Linked DNA regions of Homo sapiens: region 2 is linked to region 1. A link is a loop called in an ENCODE intact Hi-C map of the cell type or tissue named here. Cell type or tissue: natural killer cell. All regions are shown on one strand. Links, peaks and the distances in the headings refer to the core of each region. The heading gives the core; the rest is flanking DNA. Region 1 overlaps CMC1 (C-X9-C motif containing 1). Region 2 has its middle 67 kb from the start of LINC01981.

Evidence for each region. Peaks named below come from ENCODE experiments on the same cell type or tissue, not always from the same donor. Only the 100,000 strongest peaks of a DNase experiment are listed, where the experiment ranks them.
Region 2: it touches region 1 in a loop (8-fold over the local background); 3 of 110 quality-filtered maps call a loop at or near these places.

What each region holds. Positions count from the first base shown.
Region 1 is chr3:28,324,271-28,332,270 of GRCh38, forward strand. CMC1 (C-X9-C motif containing 1) reads left to right here. Exons shown (of 4, transcript NM_182523.2): 4 at 1-872. AZI2 (5-azacytidine induced 2) reads right to left here. Exons shown (of 8, transcript NM_022461.5): 7 at 2,562-2,680; 8 at 1-184. Among named protein-coding and RNA genes, the nearest start is that of ZCWPW2, 20 kb to the right of the region's middle. In natural killer cell, for the core only: CTCF peaks have their summits at 4,504 (motif pointing left) and 4,712; DNase peaks (open chromatin) are centred at 2,451 and 4,491; H3K27ac peaks cover 1,860 bases.
Region 2 is chr3:27,896,009-27,906,337 of GRCh38, forward strand. No RefSeq gene overlaps it. Among named protein-coding and RNA genes, the nearest start is that of LINC01981, 67 kb to the left of the region's middle. In natural killer cell, for the core only: no CTCF peak of the experiment used is centred there; DNase peaks (open chromatin) are centred at 4,503 and 7,643.

The DNA.
Region 1 (8,000 bases), core at 1-8,000:
TGGAGGATTGCTTTCTCTGATAAAACCTTTACATCTCCTGGTAAAGGGGAAGATGTGGTATGACAAAGAGCTTTGCCATTTGGTAAGAGAGGGGGATGTCTTGTGTATGTTGCAGTAAAATTCATCAAGTGCAGTTTTGTGCTGTCTCTTCCAAGGTCTTCACTGCATCCTACAGGGGCACAGGCTAAAAAGAAAACACAGACTAAATGTCAGTTTTCATTACATTTGTGATCATAAAATTCGATAACACTTCACCAATTTGAATTCTAGAACTGGTGATGAAATTAAGATTTCCAAGTTAGTGTGATCATTGAGGCACTGTGACTAGGAGATAAATGACAGATGATCTGAGTTTTAATCCTGGATCAGCAATTTACTGTGACTTTAGATATTTGTCTCTTAGCTGCTCCTGATGTCTCTTTCCTTGTCTGCAGAATGGATATAGAATTCCTGTCCCAACTATGTCATAGAGCTTTTAAAAGATGAAGAACTACATATTTTTAAAAGTTGGAAACTAATACAGTTAAAATACAAATAAAGATCCTGTTCTTGGCTCTTATTGTGGCTGGAGAAGGATTGCAGACTGTTCACATGTCAGTGGGGACTGAGACAGTTCTTAAGTTTTAGCATTTTTTAGTTAAATATAATATTCCTTTGCTCAAACTCTTTGTCCACAGGCAGTCCAAAAGCAAATTTTTTAGAAATAATTGCATTTTTAATTGGTGAGACCCAAATGAAGTTTTTATATATCAAAGGCTTTTATGGATAAAGCAGTTTAAATAAAATTTGTGAAATCTTGTTTCTTGTAAAACACAGCAAATGTTAATGCTACTGTGGTCACAATGTAGGTAAAGTAAAAAAAAAAAAAAAAACAGCCAAAAAAAAAAAGTTTTGTACAAATGCAATGGCCTAGAAAAAGACTACTTAAAAGCTATTATTTCACCACAGCCAGCACATTGGTAATACAGGTTTCTCCACTCCCTCCAGCTCAGCCTACCAGTGTGGAAAGGTAAGTTTATCCTTAGCTCAAGAAGGATGGCCAAGTGTAACTAAGGCTTGACTTCATGTAATTTTAGAAGAAACAGATTGAACGACATTATAAAATAAGTTCATTGTTTTTCCTGGGAGGGTGGATATGGATGGAGGAGAACTGGAAGTGTAGTGTTTGGCTTTGGAAAAAAGGTGATACAAAGGTCAGGAGAAAGGTGGTTCTAGTCTCATCTCTGTACTCCTCAAAGCAATGAGTTCTGTGTAAGGAGTGGTGACCTTGAGCCTACCACTGTCATAGGAAAAGTGCTAGAAAACTTATGTTCCAAAGCACCGAAAAATATTAATCAGCTAGGAAGGAACACAAGGATGAGCCATGTCCAAGTATGAAAAGAGCATTGCTCCTTTATTATTCTTTGGTAGTTCTATTTATCATGTAAACAAAGCTACATTGAAAACTCAATGCAGAATTACTCTGTGAGTCCCTTTATAGAGAGATCTTATTTGTACATTCAACCTTTGGTCTCATATATAACTCTGACCACTGGAAAACTCAAGGACAAAGTGAACCAAAAATTAAGCTGGACTTGCTAAAACACCATACTATTTTCCCTGATTTATATGTAACCAACTCTCTAAAAATGAAAAGGAGTTCTACATTCAATTTTCCTTCCCAAAATTTAACATTTTTCCTCACTAATAAACACTCCTGAGGAGAACTATTTATGACACAATCCTCTTGTGTCCTCTTTAAGACAATGTGAAATATAAATAAGTAATTTTAAACTAGATGGTGATAATCTTTTATAAAAAGTCCTATCTCATTTTTAAAAAGTAAATTTTAGGGCATTCAAATTTGTATCACACAACTTTTCAGAAATATACCTGTTATGTAATACTAGGTACAAATGTACTGATTTTTCTCCAAGGTATAAAAATAGCTTTGGCGAAAGTAGCTACTACTAGTTAACACAAAACTCAAGAAGTTAAATCAGTCAAGCAGTTAAATATGAAAGGCAAAGCAATGAAAATTTTTGTTTGGTTGAAGGGCATAAGGGGAGAACACCTAGTCTTCGTTGTAATCAGCTATATCCTTTATGGAAAGAAAAGCTTATAAGAAATGCAAAAACCCAAATAATGAATCAAAGTTTGTTTTCTTTTTCAAAACAACCTAAAAAGCTAGGTGTTTGGTGTATTCTGTAGCACTGGAATGAAAATTTGCTTTTGGTGTCTTTTTTTTTTTTTTTTCAAATATATGAAGTAGCTGTGGTAAAAGGTCAACTAGAGCAAACTTAACACCTCAGTCTTATACACATAAGCAACACTTGGCTGAGAAAAGCCACAAGGGGAAAAGAATACAGTACTGAAGAAAAAACACATCAGCAACACCTTTATGTGTGAAGTTGACCAGTATGAGACTGAAGCCAAAGCAGAGAATGGGTAGGCTGCGAATGTACTATATATACTTTGGCTTATCAATCTCTCATTTGATGAGATTTTGATAAGATATGACAGCTAGTTGCTCTTCAGGCAGTTTGGCTGGAATCAGTGGTTTCCGGTAAACAGTGACTTGCCTTTCTTGATTGCAGTTGAGGTTTTCAGTTTTCTTAGTAGTTCAGCTTGTACTTGAGTCACCAGATGTAAATTAGACATTTCTCTCTTCAGTTCCCAGTATGCATGCTGCATATTATCACTGAAATAAATTTTTTTACAAAAAGTTAATACTCATCATTCTTTTTTAGACAAAAGGGAATAACTTTAGAAATATGCAGATCAAGTTTCTGCTCCAATTAGTTTTGAGATGATGTAAACTGAAAAAAACAATTGAAAGATATTTAACTAGGGCATTAATAAGTGAAAAGATCTTGAAAGAATAACACTGTCCATCTGATATGTAGCAATTAACTATTATATTAAACGGTATAATAAAAATAAAATTATAACTGATAAGAGCTTCTTGCAGAGTCTCAGAACTGAGATTTCATTTTAGGCTGTAATGTGCAGCTATTAATTAGTAAGTAGTAAGAAATACATTCTTTATTTGCAAATCTGATTAAGAGTAAAGTTACATTCATTCAAATATGGATCAATTTGTATTTATCTTTTGATTGTTTTGACACTGTGAATTGAAATGATATATCAACTGCTGAATATATATCCAAGTCTACATTAAAATAAAATTTAGGTTTCATGCATTACATTCTTTATGTTTGACTGGGCTGTCTCATAATGTTGGTTCTAAACCAATGTGACATGACAGCACAAGACATGAAGAGCCAGATGATTTCCTGGTAAGGAAAAAGAAGCTAGAGAGGGAAGATTATATGAAACAGAAATAGAAACTTCAAAAATGCCTCTCCTGTTTTTATAATTAAAAGTATTTTACCTCAATTATCTAAGAAATTATAATTAGTGATTTTAAATCTAATTTTTATAGATTTTGTTTTCCATTAAACATTCATATTCAGACATTCATGATTTTCTTTTTTTGCTGCTTAATTGCCAACTAAATGAAATTAAAATCTTCAGCACATATTCTCATTTTGTTGTACAGGAATATCACAAAATATTAAATGTAAGACTAAATCTTATAACATTAAAAAAAAATTATTACCCCTTAGATACTAGTGTAATTTTAATAGTACAGAAATCAAACTAGACAAACGTGTCACCTTATGCTTCAATTTTTGTGTTGCCATAAACACTTAAACTTCAAAAGGATAACATTTTTGAAATCTAATATCTCAAATTACAGAATATAGTTTATATTTAATATATAATATATAAAATATTTTGAATTCTGTAAGGTGAAATACCTTTTTGTCAATAAACTTTACACTGCTTTTCAGAAAAATCTGCTTTAGTCTGTTGTAAACATCATTTGTTAAGTTGTAGTATATTAGAAATCAGAGCTCTTTGCAAGTTTTTAATAGGTGTCAAATAATTAGTTCACAAAATTAACCATGTCTACTTCACCAAAAAACATCTGAGTTGTTTGCTACAATGAATGTTTCACATAGGAACCTGTCTTAAGTGTGAAGAGAGTTGTTGGTTTCTTGGTACAATTCTAGGCATTCAGTATGCTTTCCGAAGAGTTACTCACATTATATAGCAGTAAGTGTAAACACTGAACATGTGCTAATTCATTCATTCAGTCATGGTATGAATAATACAGCTTAAAAATAGTTTATTATTGGTGCGAGACAGTAAATCAGTGCCTGTTTTAGAGAAAAGAAGAGCAAATACTGAAGACAGTTCTGAGTACTAAAATACACAGCTAGGCATGGAAATAAACAATTCTAGTAACGTTTACAGTGCCTAATAAAAACTTTTCAGTTCAATTTAATGAAGACTGCTTAAAACTTAGGTTTAGTTAAAAACTAGGTCACTGAGTTTAATACACATGTAGTCTTGTTTTTTGCTCTTAATGTAACCTGAATTTAAAACTACAGATAGACAAATCTAAAATTATTACTAAGTATAGCTCTCCCTCTTGTGGATAAGAAAATAACTGCAGTTAGTGTTTCCCACTTTACAGTTAACATTAAAAGTGCTACAATCTTCAAAGTGTGTAAAAAATTATTTTAAATTCTATCTACTTGAACAAAATGTTTAAACCATTATTTAAATGATATTGGAAAAGGCAAGTTGTCATCCCTAATTTTTAGCAGGCTTCCAATTAAACCTCTTATCTAGGTATTTCAAAGACAATGTATAGATTGTGACCTTCCTATCCTCACCGCAGTTCCCCAACTGGGAGTATAAAGTTTAGTTTTGCTTTAAATGCCACACAAGCAAAATGCTAGTAATATATATAGTTGTCTATAAAGAACTTATACAACTACTTAAAATATTGAAATGTTACACTGAAACTTCTCAAATGAGAACTCTAAAAACAGATAAAGCACAAATAATGATGGCTGAGCACTTATTATATACTAGGCACTTCACCTACATTGTCACACCAACTTGGTAAAGTGAGTAACCTCATTTTACACACGAGGAAATGGGTTGAGAAGTCTACTCCAGTCTGCCATGTTGCTGTTCAAAGCTGTCTTTCACTTAACCCGGTCTAATGACTGATCACTGCCCTTTTGGAGTAACATTTTTGATATCATCATCAATTACCAAGCACCTACAATATGCTGACTGCCAACACAATCTTATAAGTTTTATACTTCTCAGTATAAAACTTCACATCTCTGACTTTTAAGTGAAACCTGCATGTCCACAACTGAAGGAGGGAGTACATGTCCTGCTTACAAAGTGTAACAGCTAAAAGCCCAGCTTTCTTAATTGACACTATATATGGAACTCTTTAATACACAAATAACTATTCCTTGTATAAGAAAAATCCACTTACTTGAGTTTCTACTTCAGCCATACATATTTTTCTTTAGCATTTGAAAATTTACTGAACTATTACATCCTCCATCATCACAGTAGAATTAAACTATGGGATATTCTTAGCCAAGAGTTATAGACTTAAAAGTGTGTATTTTGACAACTGCGGTTCCCCCCAAACAAGTGGCTCTCATTTTTTATTGCAAGGCACAGCAAGAATCATTTTACACTGCAACCCAAAGAAAACAAGTTCTAAGAAACCATACTTACCCTTATTGTGTGTAATGCACTCTGGTATTGGTGTGTTCTTTCTGACTTATTCCATATTTTTATAATGCTTATTATAACTAATAAAATTTCACAGCACTAAGGAAACACAGAAGAGCCTGATAAACACTAACCTAATCTTTTTTTTTCTAAACCTGGAATTTACATTTTAGGAAGTCATCTGTAACACAGTTCCACAATGTAAGTTTACAGATGATGAGCAAAAGAAGTACAGCGACTCCCTGTCTAGATCTGGTTTAAAAACTGAAGCCATCAACCTAAAGCCAAAATCAAAACAGGACACTGGCAAGACATTGGTTAAATTTCTGATAGGGCTATTATTGTTAAATGATGTTTTATACAAGGAGTATCATATAAAAGGCCTCCAGTAATTAAAAGGTTCACTCTATCTTAAGATAGAGAAACAGTATACTACACCTCATTTGCCTAGCAATATGATGGAAGAAATACAAAAAAGGAGAGTTCCAAAAAAGCAAGTTATCTAAATAACTGAAAAATATTCCTTAAAAATATCTAAACCTTTAGTTAATGGTTTAATGGAAATATCCCTATATACTTTCTCCAATATAGTAAACTAATCTGTCATCTGAATTGTTCCTCTTAAAAGTGGATGAAGTAACTTACAAAGATTAACAAAACACAAGAACATAAACTGCAAACAGGCAGAAATGATGAGGCGAAAAATAGAAAACAAAACAAAATGCAGTGGAGAATGAGGTTAACATAAAAATGCATGATAAAAGTTGACCAACAGTAGGCCACAAATTTGGTTATAAGTTTTCTAGTACATAACCAGAAGAGAGAAACCTAATCAGTTTTGCAGTTCACATTGTCTACCTGATACAAATGCAAACCAATTTGCAAAAAACCACAAGTGTATATGAGCACTAAGAGAGCCACTGGAACATGCTGTAATTACACAATTCTTTACATACATACTGTTGGTATGGCTTTAACGTGAAGTAACTTTTAAACTGAATTTAAGGCAATTATTTCTAAAAACTGTCCTCTGAATTGATACTGAGCTTTAAAGAATTGCGAGACTATACTCTGGAGCCACAATTACAGCTTTGCAGCCTTGAAAATATCTCCTTGGGACTCAACTTTCCCCAAATCCTGGCACAGAGATTTTTTCAGTATTTTGTTAGTTATCTGATGCCTTCAAACAGGTATTTTCTGGGGGAGTCAGGTTTTCAAGAAATTCTTAGTGGATATGACCCAAATTATGTAATCTCCCATGAATGGAAGCAGAAATTCCATTCTATATCACATGCTTCAAATGTACTATTTATATAGCCCCTGTATTTGATCTCTTTTGATGATATTATTCATTCTCTACTCCTTTCTAAACTGATTAGAAGTGGCTTATAAAAAGGACAATACAGAAAAATAAGGGGAAACCTAGGTTGACAGGAGAAAAGATAACAAGATAATTTTAAGGAATAGTTTACATGGATACTATACTAGACACATTTTTCAAAAAAAGAAAAAGTTTCCTTGCAGTAAACTTAGATAAAATTCGAAGGCATAATTGAAGTACTGTTCAAATGGCAGAGTTAAATAACAACAGAGACTGTACTGCCAGCTCACAAAGCCGAATAAAACAGTTACTGCTGGCACTTTATAGAAAAAGTCTGCCAACCCCTGATCTAGAAGAGTGGCTGTATCTCATTTCCTCAAATTGTTTTTCCTAATTGATCATTTCTCTAAAGCAGGTTTTTGATAGAAATTGGCCTGACACAATTCACATTATTTACTTAGGTCAGTAAACTTTGGAAGCCAAATGATAAAACAATGAAGTCAGATCAGTATTTTTTATTGGATGGAGGGTAACAATGTAGAGAGGCTATCTTAACATAGTAGAAACAACAATTATTAGATAGCTTAAAACACAGAATTGAAGTTACTTAAGTAAAAATGATACGTATTTGAGGAAAAAGGGTTGAAAAAGTATATGAACTCTGATGGCTACTTCTATTCTTATGCGAAGAGGGAACAGTCCTCAAAATTCATGCTATCCCATGATTGCGCCACTGCACTCCAGGCTGTGCTACAGATACTCTGTCTCAAAAAACAAAAAACAAAAAAAAATAAATTTCATGCTATCCCAAAGACTAACAATGGCCAAGTAGGCTCTTAAGACAAAGGAATGTTATTATATATAATGAATAATTCTTCATGTACAAATTCAGTATTACAGAATACCTCCACATAGCTAGTTCCCTAAAATCATACCTAAAATATTACTAAATGTTCAGAAAGTTTAAGGCATCCTGTTTTTGTATTACTTAAATTCAAAGCTGTTATTAACAATTAAATTTTATTCTACAAATTTATTGTGATCAGAGGTTACATCAGTATCCAAACAATATCCATTTTTT
Region 2 (10,329 bases), core at 1,143-9,142, 430 kb before region 1:
ATATCTGGAATAGGTAAATTTATAGAGACAGAAAGCATAATTGTGGTTGACAGAGTCTGAGAGGAGGGGAGAATGAGGAATGGCTACTTAATGAGTATGGCATTTCTATGGGAGTGATAAAAAAGTTCTGGAACTGGATAGTTGTGATGGTTGTAAAATATTGTGAATATACTTAATGCTATTGAAGTGTACACTTTAAAATGGTTAAAATTGTAATTCTATATTGTCTGTATTTTGCCACCAAAAAAGGGAAACATGAAAAGGCATGTTGAGAGAAGTGCTTTAGTCCTATACCTGTATCTACTACTGGATCCCCTACTCCACCCTGACTTTTGGAGGTAACCATTTAGGAGTTTATTGGTTTTTTTTCCTGATATATATTTATGAAATATAACAAATACAGATATATATTCCTCTATTTTCCTCTATATAGCTCTCTATTTTTCCCCTAAAATCTACCGTGCTATGTATACTAATCAGTGCTTCATTTTTCCAATTAGCTATATATTCTGGAGATACTCCCACATCAACATAGAGAGAAGGTTCTTCTCTTTTAGAACTGCAAATCCTCTACTGTGAAAACATCCATTCCTCTGGAGACTCACTGAGTATTGTTCAGCCTCTTGAAAACAATTATTACCCTTTTGAAAAGTTTAAGACCTTTCTTCCTTTATTTCCAATCTCAGTGACCAGTTCTGCCTTCCATTAAAAGCTTGAAATATCCAAATGATCCCAAAAGCAAACTCCTTACTAGGATTCAAATACAAGATAATGAACTTCCTTGTGATCTTGTCTATACATCTACCACGGTCTTCACACTGCTCACTGCAGGAATATTTGGGGTTGGTGATAACAATTGAGAGCTCAAACCATGTGAGATTCTGCAATGTATAAACCCTAACCATTGCCATTTTAGCATTTTCTCCATATCTGAAGATAAGTGGGGAAAAAAAAAAAAAGAAATAGATCATTTGCTCCTGCATGCTTCAGAATTTCCTATTGGCACCTCCCAACCCAAACTTTGATTCTGATTCTTGAAAGTATTACAGTAAGATGGGTCAACTTTCAGAGGACTGTAAGGGTTTCAAATAGCTTCTCTCTTGCATCAAAGGAAATCAGCACTCTCACAGGTGCTTCAGTAATCTCAATCAGAAAAGAAAGTGATTAGTAACTTGCTGAAATAAACCTAATCGGGCTCTGGATTTCAGCAACCATGAAAGATTATTTTCTTCACACATATGTTTAACATAATGAGTGAAGAGATGAAAAGAAAATGAGTTTGCATGAAGTACTATGGTTTGTCTTGATTACAATTCAGCAAAGATTCCTTGCTGTAGATTCTTTCCAACTACAAGTTAAATTTCTAGTAACTTGGCATGGCTGCCTCTTGGGTGAAAACAAAGGCAGTTCTCATGTTGGCATGAAAGAGCCCATCCCTCAGCTGCCTGTCTCAATCCTAGTAGTCCTTCAAGAGCAGGACAGACTGTATGTTCTCATAGCCCTTCTGGTGATGCCATCTCACAATGACTTTCTTCTTCACTCTGCATCACTGACACTCAGGGGCATCCACAGTGTCTCGAACATAGTAGGCACTCATTAAATATGTATTGACTATTGAATGAAGGTTATTACATTCTGCATTTTAATTCTATGTAGTCTCTTGTACAATCAGTGTTCCCCAGAGAAACAGAACCAGTAGGAGACAAATATGTACATATACATATAAATGTATGCATACATACATATATATTTGTTTTATTTAGAGATTTAAGGAACTGGCTTACATGATTGTTGTGTGTCTATCAAGTTCAAACTCTGTAGGACAGTTCAACAGACTTGAAACTCAGGAGTTGATTCTGTGGTATTTAAGCAATTTCTTCTCCAAGAAACCTTAGTTTTTGCTCTTAAGACCTTCAACTGATTGGATGAAGTTTACCTGCATTATTAAAGATTAATCTCCTTTAAAGTCAACTGATTATAGACATTAACCACACCTACGAAAATACCATCACATCAACACCTAGGCTAGCATTTGATTAAATGCTTGTGTATTATAGCCTAGCCAAACTGATAAATAAAATCTAACATTGGCCGGACGCAGTGGCTCACGTCTGTAATCCCAGAACTTTGGGAGGCCGAGGCGGGCAGATCACCTGAGGTCAGGAGTTCAAGACCAGCCTGACCAACATGGAGAAACCCCGTCTGTACTAAAAATACAAAAAAAGTTAGCTAAGCGTGGTGGTGCATGCCTGTAATCCCAGCTACTTGGGAGACTGAGGCAAGAGAATCGCTTGAACCTGGGAGGTGGAGGTTGCAGTGAGCCGAAAACGTGCCACGGCACTCCGGCCTGGATGACAGAGTGAGATTCTGTCTTAAAAAAAAAAAAGTCTAACATCACACTTCCTCATCTGATTTATACCTCAAAGGCTGAAATGCAGTTATGTTGAGAGCTTAGGATATGCTTCTATTGCATTCCACCTACCTCAATTATTTCTGACCCAGGTTCCTTATTTGTTCTGAAGATACCTCTTGTATTTTAAAGCCCCAGTCTGCTTTTATTCTTGATGCAGGCTGGTTTTCTTTTTCTGGGCTATCCAGCAATATGCCTCACCTGGTCTGCAGCTCCAGTGCTCAACTTGTAGCTGGTTACTTGAATGGTATAAGATTTTGTAGCTACCTTCTATGCCATGGTTATTATGTACAGTTGTGAATGGTAACCCTAGAGTGATGCAGTGTAAATAGAGAACCCACTTGCGACCATCATTCATCTATTCATTATTATCCCATCATCATTACTTACCCCTTCAGCCATCTCTGGGAAATCTATATTCAAAACTCCTTTCATTTAAGGAGACCAAAGTGAGGTGAGATCACCTAAAGTTGCAAATACCTGAGATCAAGTTTAAAGTAAATGACCCTCAGTCATGAACTCCTTAGTGAGAGTAGGGATGGTGGCTTTTCTCTGAAGGCAGATCTTGGTAAGACTTAGATGGCCGATGTCATTCATGACAGGGTTTCAGAGTACTCATCAGAAGACAAAAATTTATGAAAATGCACTTCACAAATTTCTCTACAGTTATCCTGATCCTACTCTGCTCTTAGCACTTAGGATAAATTTTGATCATATCTCTCTAACAGGGTTACTTGAAATCCAAATCTCTCTTTAAGCTCACAGTCTCCTTCTCTTTCTACAGCTGACTTTGGCCTCAATTATGCATTCAGCAAATACTTGTGTGTTGCCTGCTATGCATCAGGCACTGGTCTAGACACTGGTCATTTTCCTGTTGGTTCTTACAGTCTAGTCTCCCATTCAAGATGACAGGCCCTGCCCCTCTTCTAGTACCTTTGAAATTCCAAAGACATTTATTATCTCAGGGCTAAGACAGAAATAAATCTGGTTCATTCAATAAGATTTAGGTCACGGGATGATAGAACATTGTCAAGTGGTGCACACTGAAGGCGTTATACAATAGACACTATCCCTAGTGCATGCAATGAGTATGGTTGCCTTAAGGAGAAATTAAAGGGCTAGTAATAGGACAATGCTATTAATAGAGGTAAATAAAGAAAAAAGAGATGTCTCTAAAAGAATTCTGTAAACTTTATGCTTCCTTTTAACAACAAGTTCATTAGGTGAAAATTAACTTTGGCTGTAAGTTTACGTATGTGTTCTTTTGCCTAGGAGTCTAGAAGTCCACAACTCCTAACCCAACGGAGCCCAGGAAACTGATCTTTTTTAGACTGATGGGTTGTTTTCTGACATGAGCAAGGTTGAACTATCTCTTCATCCAGAAATCTATATCCCACCAACACAGTTTTAAGGACTCTTACAAAATTACATGGATTGCACCAAGATTAAAAAAAAGCAGAAGAAAAAAACCAAGAGAAAGAAAAGTGAAAGAATGTCTTTGTGAGCCTAGCTTCCTATTTTCCTTAAACTTATTTGCAACAATGTTGTTTCTCATGCTTGCCACTTACATAATTTTATTTTCTAATATCCATATTTTATTCAGATTTTACATCTTAGAAACAGAAAATCCTTTTGTAAAAGATGACATCTTAGAAAAATGAAATGTAGTAAACTAGTACCCTAGAACTAAAGTCATATCTCATTTGCTAATCATCTATTTCATATGAGTTTTAATTATATTTTCAATTGCTTCCCATGCCTATATTTTGTTTTTCAATTAAAATGGTAAATCCTTCAAGGTAGACAGTCCCCAGTGGGTCCTAGTCACTTTACAGACACTGTTTTATTCTGAATTCTTTTAATTACACTGTGTGATATATTACTCCCATTTACTAACAAGGAAATTGAGGCTCAGGGAGGTGAAGTCACTAACCTAAGATCTTATAGCCAACTTAATAGCAGAATCAGAATCTCACTGATGAGCGCAGGGTTGTGGCAGTACCTCTCTGCAAGGATGTAAGGGTGGGAGTCTGTGTGGTTTTGACAAGGGTGGGCAAGAATTCACCCTGGAAATCTTGACTAAAATGTTTTTGTGGGTCTCGGGCACAGTTAGGTTCACACCTAGGAAACTCTCTGAGGGTAAAGCCACAGCTTGGTTAAATTGGGTGACTCACAAGTGTGAAGGTTCATATTTTAGCACTTGGTAATCAAAGGCAGAATTAAACTACTTAAAAATGAACATTGATGAAAACTCAGAACCTTTGCAAGAAATCCAGGCCACAGCATATATTAGACTCTGAATTGCACCTAAGGGTTGAATTACCTTCTAGCCCATCTTTGATTCATATTAAAGAAATATAAAGCGACAACCCTGGGCAGATGAGTAAGCCTTTGAGTCCTGTCCTGGGGTCATGTTCTCTGCTGGATCAGATTTGATTTCAGGAGCCCCTCCTGAAAAGCAGATTCATCATGGTATTTATTGGATAGGTTTGGAACAGGGTAATCATGAGGTCCTGAAAGCTGTAATGCAGATTTTTTAAAATCCAAGCCTCAGAAACTTACAGAGGTAAGAAAAGACAACTGTAGTTGTACAAGTGTATCTAAAATTCAGTACTTCTTTATTTTGAAAATTGCTTTTCAGTTTCTTCAGGAAAAATTACAATTGTGGGGGACAATTAAGGGGAGAGAAGGGAAAAATGTCCTACTTTGTATGGACATTGTATTCTCTATGCCTAAATTATTGAGCAAAGAATCAAAGGAGTTAGTAACCTCAGCCTACTTCATCTCACTACTTCTCTACCTGGAATAATTTACAGATTTCTCGAGACGTTTGTTTAATATATATATATATATATATATATATTTTTTTTTTTTTTTTTGAGATGGAGTCTCGCTCTGTTGCCCAGGCTGGAGTGCAGTGGCACGATCATGGCTCACTGCCACCTCCATCTCCTGGGTTCAAGTGATTCTCCTGCCTCAGCCCCCCGAGTAGCTGGGACTACAGGCGCATGCCACCATGCCTGGCTATTTATTGTATTTTTAGTAGAGATGGGGTTTCACCATTTTGGCCAGGCTGGCTACGAACTCCTGACCTCAAGTGATCCACCCACCTCGGCCTCCCAAACTGCTGGGATTACAGGCATGAGCCACCACGCCCAGCCCAACATCTCATATTCTGTTTGGGCTTCTGCCAGGGCTAGCAACTTATAGAAATGATTAAAGCATGAAAATGGGGATATTTTGTTGCCGACTTGCAGATGAAAGTGTTGGTGGTAGACATATGCTTGTAGTTAATTACTCTGCCCCTTTCGTCAGCGTTTTGGCCCTATTGGTCATTTTATGCTTCATAGATTTTTTTAAAAAAGATATTTAGACTTCCCACTTTTTACGGTTTTTCAGAACTTGTCTTTCCGCACATTTTGAGACGTTCACAGTAATAACTGAAGGTTATGCAATAACCGAAGGTTATGTATTAGTAATACAGATGCCAGGCATCCACTTTGCTAAGGGGCTCCTAGACTTGAGAAGGATTGGAGGAGGGGATTCATATATAAGGTGATAAAGAATCTTGGTGCTGGAAATTAGAATCAAGAGAAATAATAATTGGATGTTAAACTTAACCATTTAGACGGCTTATTTTTCCACTGGGCTATGACAAGCTCTATAAGTAGAACAGGTCTGGTGTTGCCCACCATTGAATCCCATATCTTGCACAGTACCTGGGACATAGCTGGGACTATATAAATATCTAGTTAATAAATTAATAAGTGAATGAAACAGGGAAAGAACCCTGCCTATCTTGTTCTTTATAGTATTCCTAGACCATAGCATAGAACCTGATGCTAGTAGATGCTCAATAAATAATATAGACTTGGATGTCTTCCTGGAGCTTAAAATATCAAAATGTTAGGTTTTGTGAAATTCAGCCGCTATTTGTTGTATGACTGGGTTGGTTTTTAGAGATCAGATGATTTTTTCAGGTTGATTGTTCTCAGAGTAAAAACGGCTGGGTTTTATCTTGCAAACGGCTCACCATTTTTTTTTTTTTTTTTTTTTTTTTTTTTGAGACGAGTCTCGCTCTGTTGCCCAGGCTGGAGTGCAGTAGTGCAATCTCGGCTCACTGCAACTTCCGCCTCCAGGGTTCAAGCAATTCTCCTGCCTCAGCCTCCCAAGTAGCTGGGATTACAGGCCTGTGCCACCATGACCGGCTAATTTTTTTGTACTTTTAGTAGGGACAGGGTTTCACCATATTGGCCAGGCTGGTCTCGAACTCCTGACCTTGTGATCTGCCCACCTCGGCCTCCCAAAGTGTTGGGATTACAGGTGTGAGCCACCGCGCCCGGCCATGGCCCACTATTTTTTTTAAAATTTCATTTTATAGCATCTCTGTAAGTACTGACACCTTGCCTGTCTTTGAAGGGGCCAACTGCTGACTTGTTTTTTCTGACTCTTTATTACGTATATCCACAATCAAATTAATTCTTGTTCTGTTACAGGAATAAGGTAGAGTGCAGAAGTCCATATAATAGAGCCATGTTATAGAAATTAGAATACATGGTAGTGCCAAGAATGCATGCCCCTGGATACAATGTAACACAAAGTGAAGAATAATGACTTAGGGGTCTGAAGGCTCTGGTTTTGGTCCCTGCTTTGCCAAAAACTTCAATGACTTGCTTAACTTCTTTGAGTCTTTTTCCTTGGTTGTGACAAGATTATCCTTTTGAAGAAACAGTATCAAGAAAATCATGTTCGGGGTAGAAAAAAATTACAGTTAGGTGGTGCATGTATGTGACTGAAAATAAACAATCAAGTAATGAGTATTAATTTGCTTATAAGTCAGTTTTTAATGACGAATTTCTGATGCTTTGTTAGAGAGCCTGGAAATTCAAATACAAGTATTTCCCCTTCCTTCTAAAGGAGCCCATAGATGCAAACTCTGAAGGCTTATTTGATGCATAAGAAAATGTCTCTTATTTTCATAAGTTGTCCTAATTTATCTCCCTTTTTCTTCCTTTTCCGGGTAAAATAATATTTGCCAACTCTATTTTAGGGTTGGATAGGATTTATTTGCCTCATTATCTATATAACGTCTGATTAAATCATTTTGAGTCAAATTAAAACATTTTCTCAATGTGCTATCAAAGAAATTCTAAACATTACACATCAAGAGCTTACAGGAAATCACCATCTTTATGTTAGAAAAGAAACAGGAAGCACTGCTTATCTCTGGCACCTCAAGATTTCTGAAGGACTTACCTACTCTGCAGAGTTTCTACTGAGGCACCAAAATCATCAACTCATTTGTGGCACTTTCTAAGACTTAACCTAGTTCTTCACAATATCTCCGGCTTGGGAAGAATTTGCCCAAGAAAACATTTCTATTACAAAAGTTCAAACGCCAGGAAAAATGGGTAGATAGTAAAGCAATTTAACATCAAATAATAATAATTTGGTAGTGTTTTAAAATATTGCTTAATATGAATGGAAGGATCTGATACTGTGTATACAATAGGACCTCAATTGCTCACTGTAGGTGGTGGGTGCAGAACATAGTTTTACGTGCTTCTTTCTGCTTATCTCTGTTATCCATATTATATACAATAAACATGTATAACTTTTTAGATCAGAATAAGTTATAGAAAGTATTATTGAAAAGTATACTAAATTAAACCATAGGCCTTTGCAGACATTTCACATTGAGAATTATAGACTTGAAAAGAGGGCATCCCAAAGGACATGAGTCTAAACACTATAACTAAATAGAGGAATAAACCAAGTCCCAGAGAGGTAAAATGACTTGCTCATGTCTGGAAGTAAAGGTGGGTGGGGAGGTGGGGGAAGCCTGAATTAGAATCTCAAGTCAGAACTCTTTGAGTGTTATCCATATAGTTTCAATGACAGACATCCTTTAACATATGTGTGATATGCAGATAATTTAGTTGTCCAGATAAAAACTACTCTGAGATCTTCTCTAGGAGTTCACTGGGAGGAAACTGAAAATTTTCTTAAAAGCATGATCAAATGTCTAGTCCCACTTGACTTGAATAATATGCCCAAATGTAAGATAACAAACTTTGTCATTCCTGGCAACAACTAACCTCAAACACATCACACTGATTGGGCTGCTCTACAAGGTGGGCTTGAAGCCCAATATTTGCCCTCTCCTATAATGACCTAAACAAATCACCAGGTATCAAAAAAAAGGCTAAGCCCAGAGATAAAGGAGAAGTGCAGTGAGTAGACCCCTCCATGTAAAGGAAAAGAAAAATCATATTTTGACACTGCCAACAGGAGCCCCAGGTGAAATACTCTGCTCTCTGTATCCATAGGTTCTGCATCTGTGGATTCAATCAATGGCAAATGGAAAATATTTTTTTAAAAATGGATGGTTGTAGCTGTACTGAACTATGTACAGACTTTTTTTCTTGTCAATATTCTCTAAGCAATACACTATAACAACTATTTACATAGAATTTACATTGTATTAGGCATTATAAGTAATCTAGAGATGATTTAAAGTATGTGGGAGGATGTCCGTAGGTTATATGCAAACACTACATTATTTTATATCAGGAAATTGAGCATCCATGGATTTTGGTATCTGCGGGGGTCTTAGAACCAATCTCCATGAATAATGTACAATAACCATTTGAGAGAGGTTTTTTAAAAAATCCATTTTATAGATGAGTAACTGAGATTGAGAAGCTAGTCTATTTGTACAAGCTCATAGCTAGTAAATATGAATGCAGGTTATCTACCACCCAGACTATTGTTTTTCCCAATTTTTTCTACAGCTATGAATCCCTAGTTATAAGTTAACATAATACCCATTGCATAAAATAGATATAATAGAATGTGAAATAGGAAGTGTTGGATCAAATGGAAGGATACAGATGATTATCACAGACTATCAGACAGGAGGCTTAAAGTAGTCAATAATCAGATAGAGTCCGGGCGCAGTGGCTCACGCCTGTAATCCCAGCACTTTGGGAGGCAGAGCCTGGTGGATCACCTGAGGTCAGGAGTTGAGACCAGCCTGGCCAACATGGTGAAAACCTGCACTAAAATACAAAAATTCGCAGGGCGTGGTGATGGGCGCCTGTAATCCCAGATACTTGGGAGGCTGAGGCAGGAGAATTGCTTGAACCTGGGAGGTGGAGGTTGCAGTGAGCTGAGGTCATGCCACTGCACTCCAGGCTAGGTGACATGGCAAGACTCTGTCTCAAAAAAAAAAAAAAAATCAGAGACAGAGCTGGGATGCATGCCCTACCAAGGTCCCCTTTACTGGGCTATGGCATTCCTCTCCCAGCTGCTATGAGTATTGACTCTGACTGGCTCACAGCTGCTTTTTTATCTAGAGAATTGCCCTCAGCTGGGGACCAATGGGAACTAATGCAAACTGCCTCATCTAGGAGGCAACCCACAGACCACAGTTAACTCATATGGAGGTGTCAAAGGCAGACCGCTTGCCTCAAGGTGAGACACACTATGTGGTACAGTTCATATTCCACAGCTCCCCATGGCATCTGATTGAGGCCTGTCCCCAGCTGAGACCACATCTTTGCTTAGCTTCTTCCTTCTGCCCCATTTTGCTTCCCCCGTTCCCTTTCACCTGAGTGTGCTCCTTCAGTCAATCACTTAAATGAGAATTAGAGTTGCAGATTAAAGAAAAACAAATAAACACATGCAAGACACTCATTTAAATTTGAATTTCAGATACATAAAAAATAATATTTTAATATAAATGTGTCCTATGCAATATTAGGGACATACTCATACTAAATCCTTCAGTGTTTAATCAGAAATTCCAGTTTAATTGGGATATTATATCTTATCTGGCAACCCTAGTAGGAATTTATATCTCAGACTCTGCTTCTAGGGAATCCAACCCACAACAATGTCTCATTCAGATTAAATAT